2 separate regions of the Homo sapiens genome follow, and region 2 is linked to region 1. Evidence: chromatin contacts called from ENCODE Hi-C or POLR2A ChIA-PET data. All regions are on one chromosome and are shown on one strand. Each heading gives the region's core, a stretch centred on a gene start or an enhancer-like site at or near the end of the contact. The rest is flanking DNA. Distances are from core to core; before and after follow the strand shown.

Region 1 (7,188 bases), core at 2,676-5,175:
ATACACATATGTATATATATGCATATGTGTATATATATACATATAGTATATATATGTATATATCCACAATCCCTTAAGTCCAGATGTGCTTTGGAATTCAATCTAAGATTTCAGAAAAGTTATACCATGTATGTCCTGGGTAAGCCCTTATCACAGGATCTGGACAGGAACTGGTAATCAGACATGTTCATGCTTTTGCTGTGATATGTGTGAATAATCAGCTAAGTGTGTGATATGTGTGAATAATCAGCTAAGTGGAATATAAGACGACTCTAAATATCCTCATGACAATTAAGGTCAGTTTTTGCTACCAAATGAACTACCAAAATCTTAAGGTGTTTGAGTCTGGATGGTGCAGATAAGGGCTTGTGAACCTAATTTGGACAAAAACATGGTTCATTTGTTATGCCCATTTTTCTTTCTGTTCACATGATTGTTGCTTGTTGTCTTGTTTGTTTTGTGCTGCTATAACAAAGTACCACAGACTATGTAATTTACATAGAACAGAAATTTATTTTCTCACAGTTCTGGAGGCTGGGAAGTCCAAGGTCATGGCACTAGTATCTGATGAGGGGCTTCTTGCTGCATCATAACATGGTGAAAGGCAAAGAGGATGAGAGAAAGACAAAAAGGGGCCAGACTCATTCTTTTTTTTTTTTTTTTTTTTGAGATGGAATCTCACTCTGTAGCCAGGCTGGAGTGCAGTGACCACGAACTCGGCTCACTGAAACCTCTGCCTCCCAAGTTCAAGTAATTCTCCTGCCTCAGCCTCCTGAGTAGCTGGGACTACAGGCACGTGCCACCATGCCCAGATAATTTTTGTATTTTTAGTAGAGATAGGGTTTCACCATGTTGGCCAGGATGGTCTCGATCTCTTGACCTCGTGATCTGCCCACCTTGGCCTCCCAAAGTACTGGGATTACAGGTGTGAGCCACCCTGCCCGGCCCCAAACTCAGTCTTTTCTAATGAACCTGAGGCAGGAGAATAGGGGCTGGAAGCAGGCAACAGAACGCCAATGCACACTAACCTCCTAGAACCAAATCAAAAGGAAAACGCCTACTTATGACCAAGTAACAAAAGACCAACACCCTGTTCCGGAGCAACTCTCTGGCCTCAAAGTCCATGGAGTCTTTTCTGAAGGTGAGGTTGCATGCTATATTGTCCTCATCTTGCAAATGACAACACTGAGCTTCAGAGAGAGCGACAGAGGGGGCTGGGACTTCGACTCCAGTGTTCTATCTCCATATTGAGAGCCCTTTAAGGTTAAGAATGTGGCTGGGCATAGTGGCTCATGCCTGTAATTCCAGCACTTTGGGAGGCTGAGGCGGGCGGATCACTTAAGGTCAGGAGTTCGAGACCAGCCTGGCCAACATGGCGAAACCCCATCTCTACTAAAAATACAAAAATTAGCCTGGCATGGTGGTGGGCACCTGTGATCCCAGCTACTGGGGAGGCTGAGGCAGGAGACTCACTTGAACCAGAAGCCAGAGATTGTAGTGAGCTCACGCCACTGCACTCTAGCCTGGGCCCCGTGCTAGACTCCGTGCCCCGCACCCCCCCCCCCCAAAAGAATGTGTGTGTGATTAAAATTTAAGTTAGAGACAGTCTCACTATGTTGCCCAGGCTGGTCTCAAACTCCTGGCCTCAAGTGATCCTCCTGCCTCGGCCTCCCAAAGTGCTAGGATTACAAGGGCTAAGAATTCTAGTCATTCATTCACTCACTCATTCATTCATTCATGAATAAACAGTTTGCCCTGCTTGTGTACCTGTCCCCCTCCTGGGCGGATACGGCAGGCAAACGGTGCAAGGGCGGCTGCCGGGAGAAGGTGGGCAGCTGGAGTGGGACTGGGGGAGACAGGATCAATGTGACCTGCGGTGGTCCCCAGGTGGCCGGGATGCAGTACCTGCACGGCGTCCTGGGCCCCATCATCAACAAGGTGTTTGAGGAGAAGTACGTGGAGCTGGACCCCAGCAAAGTGGAAGTTAAGGATGTAGGGTGAGGCCGGGGGTAACTCCGGGGGGGTGCGGGGCGCAGCGGCAGCGGGTTGGGATCAGGCCCTGTCAGCATGTGTGTTTGTGCTTCTGCCCACCCGTGTATTGTCCCCTGTGTCCGTGTCCCGGCTGCTGTGAGAGCCACTGTTCCTGTCGTGGCCCTGGCGCTGACCGTGACCTCCTCTGCCAACCCGCCCCGTTCCACGCAGGTGTTCCGGGCTGCACCGCCCGCAGACCGAGGCCGAGGTGCTGGAGCAGAGCGCGCAGACGCTGCGCGCCCACCTGGGGGCCCTGCTGAGCGCGCTCAGCCGCTCGGTTCCCGCGTGCCCCGCCGTGGTGCGCGCCACCTTCCGCCAGCTCTTCCGGCGCGTGCGCGAGCGCTTCCCCGGCGCCCAGCACGAGGTGCGCCCTCCACCCGCTGGGCTAGGCTGGGCCGGGTTGGACTGGGCTGGGGCGAGGGGCGGGCGAAGAGCGGTGGGGAACCAGGGAGCGCTGGGGAGGACCAGGGAGGCTGTGTCCCGGCGAGGGTCAGGGACGGAGCCTAAGGGGAGGGGGCTGCCAGGAGCCCTGGTCTGGGGGACTCCAGCCCGCGCTCTTCCGCACCCCTCCAGAATGTACCGTTCATCGCCGTCACCAGCTTCCTGTGCCTGCGCTTCTTCTCTCCCGCCATCATGTCGCCCAAGCTCTTCCACCTGCGGGAGCGCCACGCGGACGCCCGCACCAGCCGCACCCTGCTCCTGTTGGCCAAGGTGCGGGCCTTGCGGCCACGGGCGGGATGCACAGCTGGGTGTCCTACCGGGGCCCTGGCCTGGACTGCAGAGTGTTCCCTACCGGCTCCGGCGAGGCCACTGGCACGCCCACGTAGGCACTGCACTTCACAGTTTGCAAAGCCTTCCTGTGGCCACCTTGTCCGAGTTCCATCTCATGGATAAGGGAACAGGCCTGCGAGGGGTCGGGGGTTGCCAAGGCCGCCCATCCTGTCGGTGGTGAATCGCGGGACCTTCCAACCCAGGTCTGCTTACTCTCAGGCTGCACCTATGTGCCCGGCACCGGGGTGGGGTATCCAGTGCAGCAGCGTCAGTTAAACCTACAGAGGAAGGCCCAAGTGGTCTCAGTTATCATAAGGCATCAAACTTCATGATCCTCTCCTCCCTGATCCCTAGTGGGGCTGGAGGGGGCCCGTGGGCATGGCCTCTGTCGCCTCTGCCTCCATCGCTACAGCTGAGTAGCAAAGACTTGGGGAGGGGGGGTGGGAGGGGGTGCAGTGGCTAGGCCCCTAACCTAGCAGAACCTGGTCCTTCCTGCTGTCACCTCCAGGCAGTCCAGAACGTGGGCAACATGGACACGCCGGCTTCCAGGGCCAAGGAGGCTTGGATGGAGCCGCTGCAGCCCACCGTGCGCCAGGGCGTGGCGCAGCTGAAGGACTTCATCACCAAGCTCGTGGACATCGAGGAGAAGGACGGTGAGCGCCGCCCTGCACAGACCCGCCCACAGCCTACTGCTGACGTTTGCTCCGCCCTTGAGCCCCACGGCCCCACCCACCGCTGTTTGTTCCTCTCGTGGCCCCACCCACCGCCTGCTGTTGACATTTGCCAGGCCCCCAGGCCATAGACCCACGCACCACTGTTTGTGCTTCCTGTGACCCTGCCCACTGCCTGCTGTTGACGTTTGCCCCACCCCTAGACCCATGGCCTCACCTCCCATCATCTGTGCCTGTTGACATTTGCTCCATCCTTGAGCTCCATAGCCCCGCCGCCACCTGCTACTGACGCGTGTCCCGCCTCCAAGCCCATGGCCCTGCCTTCCTCAGTCCACCTGTCACCCCGCTCACCACCAGCTGTTGATGTTTGCTCCGCCCTTGAGCCCCATGACTACGTCCACTGCCTGCTGTTCAGATTTGCTCAGCCCTTGAGCCCCATGGCCCCGCCCACTGCTCCGCCCCCCCCCCCCAGTCCCGCCCTCATTCCCTGGGCTCTCTATTCCCCTCCCTCCCTGGCCTGGCAGAGCTGGACCTGCAGCGGACGCTGAGTTTGCAGGCGCCACCTGTGAAGGAGGGGCCACTCTTCATCCACAGGACCAAGGGCAAGGGCCCCCTCATGTCCTCCTCCTTCAAGAAGCTCTACTTCTCCCTCACTACCGAGGCCCTCAGCTTCGCGAAGACGCCCAGCTCCAAGGTGGGTAAGGAGGGAGGCCGGCAAGTGGGGCTCTGAGAGGCCGGCAAGTGGGGCACCTTAGAGGCACCTGTCCCCTTCCTTGGAGCCCACTTGAGGTACCCCCGGGGTCAGAGAAGAAAGCCAGGTGTGTGGCATCTGTACTGCTTGTCAGAACCTAGGAGGGCCGGGCACGGTGGCTCACGCCTGTAATCCCAGGACTTTGGGAGGCCAAGGCGGGTGGATCACTTGAGGTTAGGAGTTTGAGACCAGCCTGGCCAACATGGAGAAACCCCGTCTCTACTAAAAATACAAAAAATCAGCCGGGTGTGGTGGTGGGTGCCTGTAGTCCCAGCTACTCGGGAGCCTGAGGCACGGGAATCGCTTGAACCCGGGAGGCAGAAGTTGCAGTGAGCCGAGATCGTGCCACTGCACTCCAACCTGGGCAACAGAGCAAGACTCCGTCTCAAAAAAAAAAATGAATATGGAGGAAGTTGATCCGACCTTACCAGGTTGTTGAGGATTAAATGAGATGATCTCCCTAAGGGTCCTGACCCAGGGCCTGGCAGGTAGTACTATTTAGGCAAATGGTATTATTAAAGATAGTACATCACCTGGGCTGCTAGATGAGTAGGAGGCTAGGGCAAACAGGGGAGGCTTCCTGGAACGGGCAGGAATATAGAAGCATGGAATCTTGGTGTGGGAGGGGATCTCAAAGATCACCTTGTACAGCCCTCTCTGAGTCATGGGTCACCTCTCCTGCAAGCTCTCTTCTCCCAGGAAGGGCTGAGGACATACTTCCTCCATGGACCTGGTGACTGCTTGCTGTACACCTGCCCCTAGTCATGCAGGCTATGGGGATGATCTTCCAGGAGTACCCAGCCTAGCCCTGGGCAGGTGAGAGCAGGCTAGGAGTAGGTGAAGGAGCTCATCACCCACCCTGTTCTCAACCAGCTCAGGGGTCCCACCAGATGAGGGGCCCGCCCCTTCCGACCAAAGACCCCTCAGATGATGATAATTATTTTTTGAGACAGGGTCTTGCTCTGTCACCCAGACTGTAGTGCAGTGGTGCGATCATAGCTGACTGCAGCCTCAAACTCCTGGGCTCAAGCAATCTTCCTGCCTCAGCCTCCTGAGTAGCTGGGACTACAGGCACGTGCCACCAAGCCCAGCTAATTTTCTTTAACATTTTTTTTTTGCAGAGATGGGGTCTTGCTATGCTGCCCAGGCTGTTCTCAAACTCCTGGCCTCAGGCAATCCTCCTGCCCCAGCCTCCCAAAGCACTCAGATGATTATTATACATCTTCCTTGCCAGGGTTGAAAGATTTGACTACATGGGCATTATTTAATTCTGGTCCCATTTTTTTTTTTTTTTTTGAGATGGAGTTTCACTTTTGTTGCCCCGGCCAGAGTGCAATGGTGCGATCTTGGCTCACCGCAACCTCCGCCTCCCGGGTTCAAGCGATTCTCCTGCCTCAGCCTCCCAAGTAGCTGGGATTACAGGCATGCACCACCATGCCCGGCTAATTTTGTATTTTTAGTAGACACGGAGTTTCTCCATGTTTGTCAGGCTGGTCTCGAACTCCCAACCTCAGGTGATCCGCCTTCCTCGGCCTCCCAAAATGCTGGGATTACATGTGTGAGCCACTGCGCCCGGTCAGGATATGACTGTTAGAGCTTGGGACTACAAAAGCAAGTTGGAAAATTAATAAATGCAAAGTCACAAAGCCTTGGCCACGGCTGGATTGACTTTGTAGCCCAGGGAATGCTGGCTGTCCAGACACTACCCCAAAGCTCACACCTCCGAGGCCTTCTGGGAGTGCCCCCCAGAGAGGCCAGGTCCTCCTCTCCCAGTTGCTGGGCACTTGGTCACCATCAGTCTGTGCTCTGCCCTGGCTGAGGTCACTCTGGGTCTCCCACGCCTACCCCTGGTGCTGCAGAAGGGGAGACTGAGGCCCAGAGATGGGGAATGGAATGCCCCTGGCTAGGTCCCTGAGCCTCCTCCTCCCTGACTGCCCCAGAAAAGCGCCCTCATCAAGTTAGCCAACATCCGGGCAGCAGAAAAGGTTGAGGAAAAGAACTTTGGCAGCTCGCACGTCATGCAGGTCATCTACACGGACGACGCCGGCAGGCCCCAGACTGCCTACCTGCAGTGCAAGGTGCGGGGAGGGGAGCGGGTGCTGTGGGAGTGGCCTGAACACTGTGGGAGTGGCTTGGGTGCTGTGGGAGTGGCCTGGGTACTGTGGGAGTGGCATGAGCCCTGTGGGAGTGGCCTGAGCTCTATGGGAGTGGCCTGGGTGCTGTGGGAGTGCCCTGGATGCTATGGGAATGCCCTGGGTGCTGTGGGAATGGCCTGGGTGCTATGGGAGTGGCCTGAGCTCTGTGGGAGTGGCCTGGGTGCTGTGGGAGGGGCCTGAGTGGACTGGATGAGAAAAGAGTTGATTGAGCCTCTCGCCCCGCTACCAGCTACATCAGGCACCGCAGGGTGTGTCTAATCTGGGAGGTGTCAGGGACAGGTGTGTGTGTGTTGTCCAGGGGCCTGAGCCCCCAGGAGGCCATGGCCCATGTCTTTCCCTGGGCATCCATGTGTAGGTCTGTGTGTGGGCCAGTGCACAGACAGGTGCATCCCCGTGATGTGAAATTTGCACGTTGCACCCGTTTGTTGGAAACTATTTCCAGATAACTGAGATGGGGGCCAGGCACGCTGGTTCACGCGGATAATCCCAGCATTCTAGCCGGGGCAACAGAGCAAGACCCTTTCTCTAAAAAAGAAAGTCTGAGCTGGCACCTGTGTGGTTCTGTGTCTGTATCAATGCCTAATAATCAAACATTATGCTCTGTGTGGCTCTGGGTGCATGTTCTCAAGTAACCTTCTCATCTGTTCCTTCATTAACTCATTCATTCATTTATTTAAAAAATACTTACTGAGCACCTCCTAGGTTCCAGGCATGATTCTAGGTGAGGGGATACAGTGACAGATGAGGCAGAGTCCTGCCCTCATGGAGCTGATATCCCAGGGAGAAGATGGGCCAATAAATACATGTT
Region 2 (7,188 bases), core at 1,861-4,360, 110 kb after region 1:
CCTCCTGGGCTCAGGTGATTCTCCCACCTTAGCCTCCTAAGTAGCTGGGATTACAGGTGTGTGTCACCACGCTTGGCTAATTTTTTTTTTAATTTTTATTTACTTTTTTTTTTTTTTTTTAAGACAGAGTCTCGCTCTGTCACCCAGGCTGGAGTGCAGTGGCACAATCTCAGCTCACTGCAACCTCCACTCCTGGGTTCAAGCAATTCTCCTGCCTCAGCCTCCCAAGTAGCTGGGATTACAGGCATGCACCACCATGCCCAGCTAATTTTTTTGTATTTTTATTACAGAAGAGGTTTCAGTAAGTTGGCCAGGCTGGTCTCAAACTCCTGACCTTAAATGATACACCCGCCTTGGCCTCCCAAAATGCTGTGATTACAGGCATGAGCCACCTCACCCGGCCATTTTTTTATTTTTAGTAGAGATGGAATTTTGCTGTGTTGCCCAGTTGGTCTCCAACTCCTGGACTCAAGCAATCCACCTGCCTCGGCCTCCCAGAGTGCTGGGATATAGGCATGAGCCACTGTACCCAGCCTGTCCTTGATTCTTATCAAGGAAAAGTTCTCCCTGGCCTTATGATTTCAATTACCTTGGATCTATAGTTGACATTTCATGCTCAAGGCCCAAACTTGTTTTTCCAAACGCTCCCTTTTATAAATCTTATCAGCCTACACATTTGAATATGTAGGCTCAAACCTTTATTCCTTAATCTCTCCTACCCTCCTCCCTGCCTTCAAAACTTCTGATTCCCCATCCTAGACACTGACACCACCATCCACTAAGTGACCCATTTTGTACACCTCCTTGTTTCACTTTCACCACATCCTCTCCTCGAGTCCTGTCAATTCCACTTCTGCAATGTGGTCCAGGCACTGCTCTGGCCTAGCATCCATTCCATGGTCATTAATTTGGACAAAGCCTCTACTGAACCTTCACAACAGCCTCTAGTCTCCCTCTGTCCCACTTCCGGCCACACTGCTGCCAGAAAGATCTTTTTAGAACACAGATCTCAGCATGTCATTCACCTGCTTCAAAGTCCTAGGATGACAGATGACCCCTTTCAGAGAATAACTCATCAGAATTATCTCTCTTTTGGACAGCTATTTATTTAAAAAAAAAAAAAAGAGTCATACTCTCAGAGATCCTGTAATTCCACCTCTGGCAATCAAACCCAGTAATGTGAATTAAGGAAAAGGCTCATTGTACAATGATGGTTGATCTGGTTTGGATATTTGTCCCCCCCAAATCTCATGCTGAAATGTGATCGCCAGTGTTGGAGGTGGGGCCTAGTGGGAGGTATCTGGGTCGTGGGGGCGGATTCCTCATGAATGGCTTGGTGGCCCCCCCACAATAATAAGTGAGTGCTCACTCTATTAGTTCATGTGAGATCTGGGTGTTTAAAAGAGGTGGCATCTCTCTTGCTCCCTCTCTTACCAGGTGACACGCCTGCTTCTCCTTTGCTTTCTGCCATGATTGTAAGCTTCCTGAGGCCTCACCAGAAGCAGATGCTGGCACCATGCTTCTTGTACAGCCTGCAGAACCGAGAGCCAAATAAACCTCTTTTCTTTATTAATTACCCAGCCTCAGATATTCCTTTATAGCAACACAAAACAGACTAATACACAGTTCGTAACAGCAAATACTTAGTGAAGAATTTTGAACAATAACAGCAGCTAACTCGTATTGAGTGTTTGGTATACAGCAAGCATGTGCTAAACACATTTCATAGCATTTAATTCTCAAAACAACTCTGTAAACATGTAGGACTGGGAGGCTAGGAATGATAAAGTGCCTTGCCCAAGGTCCCACTATAAGTGACCTCACATTCTCTAACCCAGGTCTGTCTGACACCCAAGTCCATACTTTTACCTACTACAGGTAATGACTAAATAAGTTACTAGTCATGTACTTGTGGAAAGTTAATGTTAAAAATTAGTTATAGGACTGGGCATGGTGTCTCACGTTGTAATCCCGCCACTTTAGGAGGCAGAGGCAAGAGGACCGCTTAAGCCCAGGAGTATGAGACCAGCCTGGGCAACATATCGAGACACTGTCTCTACAAAAAATAAACAATTGGCTGGCATGGTGGCATGTAGTCCCAGCTACCCAGGAAGCTGAGGAGGGAGGATCACTTGAACCTAGAAGGTTGAGGCTGCAGTGAGCCATGATTGTGCCACTGTACTCCAGCCTGGGCGATACTCCAGCCTGGGCGACAGAGCAAGACCTCAAAAAAAAAAAAAAAAAAAGTTATAAATACTACTTCACAACATGCTTACATTTACTATTATGTGAATAAGTGGAATACAAAATGCAGTATAATTGTTTTAAATATAGAAAAAAAACTGAAGGTAGGTATGCTAAAATGTTAACAAATAGTAAAGTGATAGAATTAGAAATACTTCTTTCTTCTACTGTTGTGCGTTTTCCAAATTCTAGTGAATGCATTAAACCCTCATGGACTCCCTCTTACCTGCAGGATAAAAACCAGTTACTTCAGCACTGCTCCTAAGGACCACCCAAGTCCACACCATCTGCCCTTCAGCTTCCCCGCTACCCTGTCAGTCCTCCAAGCCTCGTAGTCTCCCCGTTGCAGGGAAAGCCTTTTCCCCTTTTCCCCACCTGCCGAGTTCCTACTCATCCCTTAGGACCCAGCTTCTTCCTGGATACCCTTCTGGATACCCACCCAGCCCTTCTGGATACCCTACAGGGGGAACCCGCTGTCCAGAAGCCTGCAGGTGGCCCCACGGCGCCCCGCCCGCATGACGCAGCCCTCGTGGCCACGGCCCGGCCCCGCCCCGCGCTCGCGCAATCCCTTTCTCAGGCTGCGTTCGCTTTTCAGGCTGCGCGGGAGGCTGTTCTGCCTCCTTCCCAGGCAGGTGTATCCGCGACTCGCGGAGCCTCCGTCACCTTTCACTTCACGGCAGCGGCGCCCCGCCCACACCTCGACGCTTCGGACACCCAAAGAGTTGGAGGGTGGGAAAGTGCGTACCTTCTGGATCCGCTTTAGCGCCATCCTACCCCGCTGCCGGGGACCCGGGCGGCCCGGCCGGGGCTGCCTGAGGCGGCCCGCTGCCGGCTCAGCCGCCACCAAGCTGCACGCCGGGAGCCGCAGCCTGCGCTTGCGCGCGCGGGGCACTGTGGGGCCGTCGTCGCCGCGTGCCGAGCGTCCTGGCGCGGCCGAGGGGAAGCAGCGGGGCTGCCCGGGTTACGCTGGCCACCCGCACCTGGTCCTGTGGCTTCGACCACTAGTCAGCAAGGCCCCGGAGAGGCCAGCGAAGAGGAGGGGCTCGTTGGCTTTACGGAGACGCGCGGAGCACCCTCAAGGTGCCACACGCTCGCCTGCTCCCTGTTCCTACATCCTGGGCGTCTTCCCAGGCTGTCATATAACTCCTGAGAATAGTGGTTCTTAACTCTGTAAGTATATATACCCTCGTACGCCTTATGGCTGGATGCGTTACAGCCATTTCCATGTAGATGTCTGTGCATACGTTCACACGCAAAACTCTCCGCAGTTTTGGAGATCTCCGTGTTCAGTCGTACCTCACGTGATCTTGCACTGCCAACATTGAGAACCCTGGCCTTAGACTATGCATCTCCCAAACTTAATTATCTGTCTCCTTCCTATTTTCCCAAGACTTGGCAGGCGTCTAGGTCAGAGTTGTTCAAACTGAGGGTTATGAACTAGTGTGTCACGAAATCAATTTAATAGGTTGCAACCAACATTTTTTTGAAAAAAAAAAAAAAAAAGCCAGACGAGGTGGCTCACGCCTATAATCCCAGCACTTTGGGAGGCCGAGGCAGGCGGATCACTTGAGGTCAGGAGTTCGAGACCAGCCTGGCCAACATGCTGAAACTCCGTCTCTACTAAAAATACAGAAATTAGCTGGGCGTAGTGACGTATGCCTGTAATCCCAGCTACTTGAGAGGCTGAGGCACGAGAATCACTTGAACCCAGGAGGCAGAGGTTGCAGTGAGCTGAGATCACACTGTTGCACTCCAGCCTGGGTGACAGAGCGAGACTCTGTCTCAAAAATAATAAAAAATAAAAATAAAAAAACAGAATAAAATATCAGTGCATTTCACATAGTAAAGGTAAGAATTGTGGAAGTTTTGTTGGTGTGTGTATGTAGATGATATTTAATCTTCAGACTGAGACATGTTTGAGCATGAAAGTGGCTGTTAATATAATTACTCTGGGACCAACGCTGTAATCTAGAATTGTCTCCAGCCAGCCAAGACACATGGTCACCTCTATGTTTGTACTCAGTCAGCATATAAAATGTATTATAGACATTTCAATAGTTGCCCAGCTTTGTCCCTGGCTTTCACGCTCCCATTCCCCCAATCTGTCCTCCACACAACTTCATGAACTGTCTGAAATATAAAGCTTACCACACTGCATCCTTACCCAGAACTCTTCAAGGAAGCCCCGTGGCCTACAGCATCACATTCACTGTCATCCAGGGGCCTTCAAAATCCAGGATCCTCGGCCGGGCACAGTTACTCATGCCTGTAATCCCAGCACTTTGGGAGGTTGAGGTGGGTGGATCCCTTAGTCCAGGAGTTCTAGACCATCCTGGGCAACATGGTGAAACCCCGTCTCTACAAAAAATACAAAACTTAGCTGGGCATGGTGGTGTGCACCTGTAGTCCCAGCTACTTGGGAGGCTTACTTGAGCCCAGGAGATCAAAGTTGCAGTGAGTTGTGATGGCACCACTGCACTCCAGGCTGGGAGACAAAGCAAGACCCTGTCTCAAAAAAACAAAAACTCAAAGTATCCTCCAGCTTTACCTTCTCCTTCCTACCTCCAGCCCACCTGACTATCAAGTGTTTCCATCACCACAGCATCTACATTCCTTGACTAGAGCATTCACCTTCCAAAGCCAGCTCAAGCATCACCCATTGAACAGCCCAAGTCAAGCACTTCCCCTTGGTGTCAAACATTGACAACAGAAATTTTTGTTAGTCCATGGGCCATCCATCCTCCTACATTATTGACATGGCCTTCCCTCCCCATAAAACAAGTGATTCTAGATTTTATAAATGTTGATATATTTGTGTAAGAATATATAAATGGTTATTTATGTGCTAATAATGTATATGGTGGTTTTGAAGTCTCAAATCTCAAAAATATTACTTTTGGATGGTAGGTTTACTAATGTGTTAATCTCTAAAATTTCTACAGAGAATTTGCATCATTTGTATAATTCAGGAAAAAAACATATAATAGAAAATGAAAAATTCTGTTTCTATTCCCTGTTGGTAGTTTAGTGCATAGTTTTCTAAACTTTTTAGCATGCTTATATGTAATGTTTCATTTTTAACATTGAAATAATTTTAGATGTACAGAAATGTTGCAAGAATAATACACAATTGGTCAGGTGCAGTGGCTTATGCCTGTAATCGCAGCACTTTGGGAGGTCAAGGCAGGTGGATTGCTTGAGGCCAGGAGTTTGAGCTCAGCCTGGCCAACATGGTGAGACCCCATCTCTACAAAAAATACAAAATTTAGCCAGGTGTGGTGGCATGCACCTGTAGTCCCAGCTACTTGGGAGGCTCAGGCTCAATAATTGTTTGAACCCAGGAGGCAGAGATTGCAGTGAGCTGAGATTGCACCACTGCCCTTCAACCTGGGCAACAGCGAGACTGTGTCTCAAAAAAAAAATAATAATAATACACAAAAGATTTTTAAATGGATAAATTTGACTACATGAAAGTTTAAAACTTTTGTGCTTCAAGCAATACCAACTAGAAAACAAAAAGACAACACACAGAATGCGAGAAAATGTTTGAAATAATAATATCTCAGTACAGTCTAAGATGCAGAGTATATTAAGAACATTTAGAACTCAATAAAAAAGACAAATAACCCAATTAAAAACTGGGCAAAAGATGTGAATAGAAATTTCTTCAAAGAAGATACTCAACTGGACAATAAGCACATTTTAAAAAAATCAGGCTGGGTGTGGTGGCTCAGGCCTGTAATCTCAACACTTTGGGAAGCTGAGGTTGGAGGATTGCTCGAGGCCAGGAGTTTGAGACCAGATTGGGCAACATAGCGAACCCCTGATTCTACAGAAAAATTTAAAAGTTAGCTGGATGTGGTGGTGTGCATCTGAGGGCACAGCTATTCGGGAGGTTGAGGTATGATTATTGCTTGATTCCAGGAATTTGAGGCTGCAGGGAGCTATGATTGAGCCACTGTACTCCAGCCCAGGAGACAGAGCAAGACCCTGTCTCTTTGGGAAAAAAAAAAAAAAAAAGGCTGGGCACAGTGGCTCACACCTGTAATTCCAGCACTTTGGGAGGCCAAAGAGGGCAGATCATGAGGTCAGGAGTTTGAGACCAACCTGGCCAATATGGTGAAACCCCATCTCTACTAAAAATACAAAAATCAGCTTGGCATGGTGGTGCATGCCTGTAATCTCAGCCAGTTGGGAGGCTGAAGCAGGAGAATCGCTTGAACCTGGGAGACAGAGGTTGCAATGAGCCGAGATTGTACCACTGCACTCCAGCAGCCTGGGCAACAGAGCGAGACTCCTTCTAAAAGAAAGAAAGAAAGTAAGAGAGAGAGAGAGGAGAAAGAGAGAGAAAGAGAGAAGGAAAGAAAGAAAGAAAGACGGAAAGAAAGAGAAAGAAAGAAAGAAAGAGAAAGAAAAAAAAATGCCTGGTGTGGTGGCTTACATCTATAATCCCAGCAGTTTGGGTGACTGTGGTGGGAGGATCACCCAATCCAGGAGTTCAGGACCAGCTTGGGCAACATGGCAAGACCCCATCTCTACAAGAAAAAAAATTTTTTTTCTTCACCAAAAGCAGATACTTGAAAAAATTTTAAGAATTAGTAGAGCATGGTGGCGCATGCCTGTAGTCCCAGCTATGATTGCTTGGGCCTAGGAGGTTGAGGTTGCTGTGAGCCCCATTCACGCTACTGCATTCCAGCCTGGGAAACAGAGCAAGACCCTGTCTCAAGAAAATAATAATCATGAGTTATAAGGGACATGCAAATCAAAGCCATAATGAGATACCACTTCACACCCTCTAGGATGGCTGTAATTAAAGGGACAGACAACAAGTGTTGACAAAGATGTGGAGAAGTTGGAACCCTCACACATTCTGGTGCGACTATAAAATGGTGCAGTCATTTTTGGAAAAGAGTTTAGCAGTTCCTCAGAAAGTTAAGTGATACC

What was found. Hi-C counts contacts between places; a loop is a spot of excess contacts on that map. ChIA-PET counts read pairs that join two places held with the same protein, here RNA polymerase II (POLR2A). Pooled maps may share reads with other maps.
Region 2: a map of CD8-positive, alpha-beta T cell shows a loop between it and region 1 (4-fold over the local background). The contact joins the promoter of UBE2D4 here to the promoter of LINC00957 in region 1. A Hi-C loop is called at or near these places in 1 of 168 maps with a recorded cell type or tissue (CD8-positive, alpha-beta T cell), 3 of 37 single-sample maps with no recorded cell type and 8 of 50 pooled maps. POLR2A ChIA-PET finds 5 or more read pairs at or near these places in 6 of 52 experiments (CD4-positive, alpha-beta T cell, GM12878, activated B cell and 3 more).

What each region holds. Positions count from the first base shown.
Region 1 is chr7:44,035,786-44,042,973 of GRCh38, reverse strand. It overlaps LINC00957 (long intergenic non-protein coding RNA 957), which reads right to left and starts at 3,925. Exons shown (of 3, transcript NR_072982.1): 1 at 3,825-3,925; 2 at 2,612-3,080. It also overlaps the pseudogene RASA4CP. RefSeq lists silencers at 2,350-2,459, 2,550-2,639 and an enhancer at 6,091-6,590.
Region 2 is chr7:43,922,358-43,929,545 of GRCh38, reverse strand. It overlaps UBE2D4 (ubiquitin conjugating enzyme E2 D4), which reads right to left and starts at 3,110. Exons shown (of 7, transcript NM_015983.4): 1 at 2,990-3,110. The coding sequence starts at 3,013. It also overlaps a transcript of URGCP not described here. RefSeq lists a silencer at 2,677-3,216.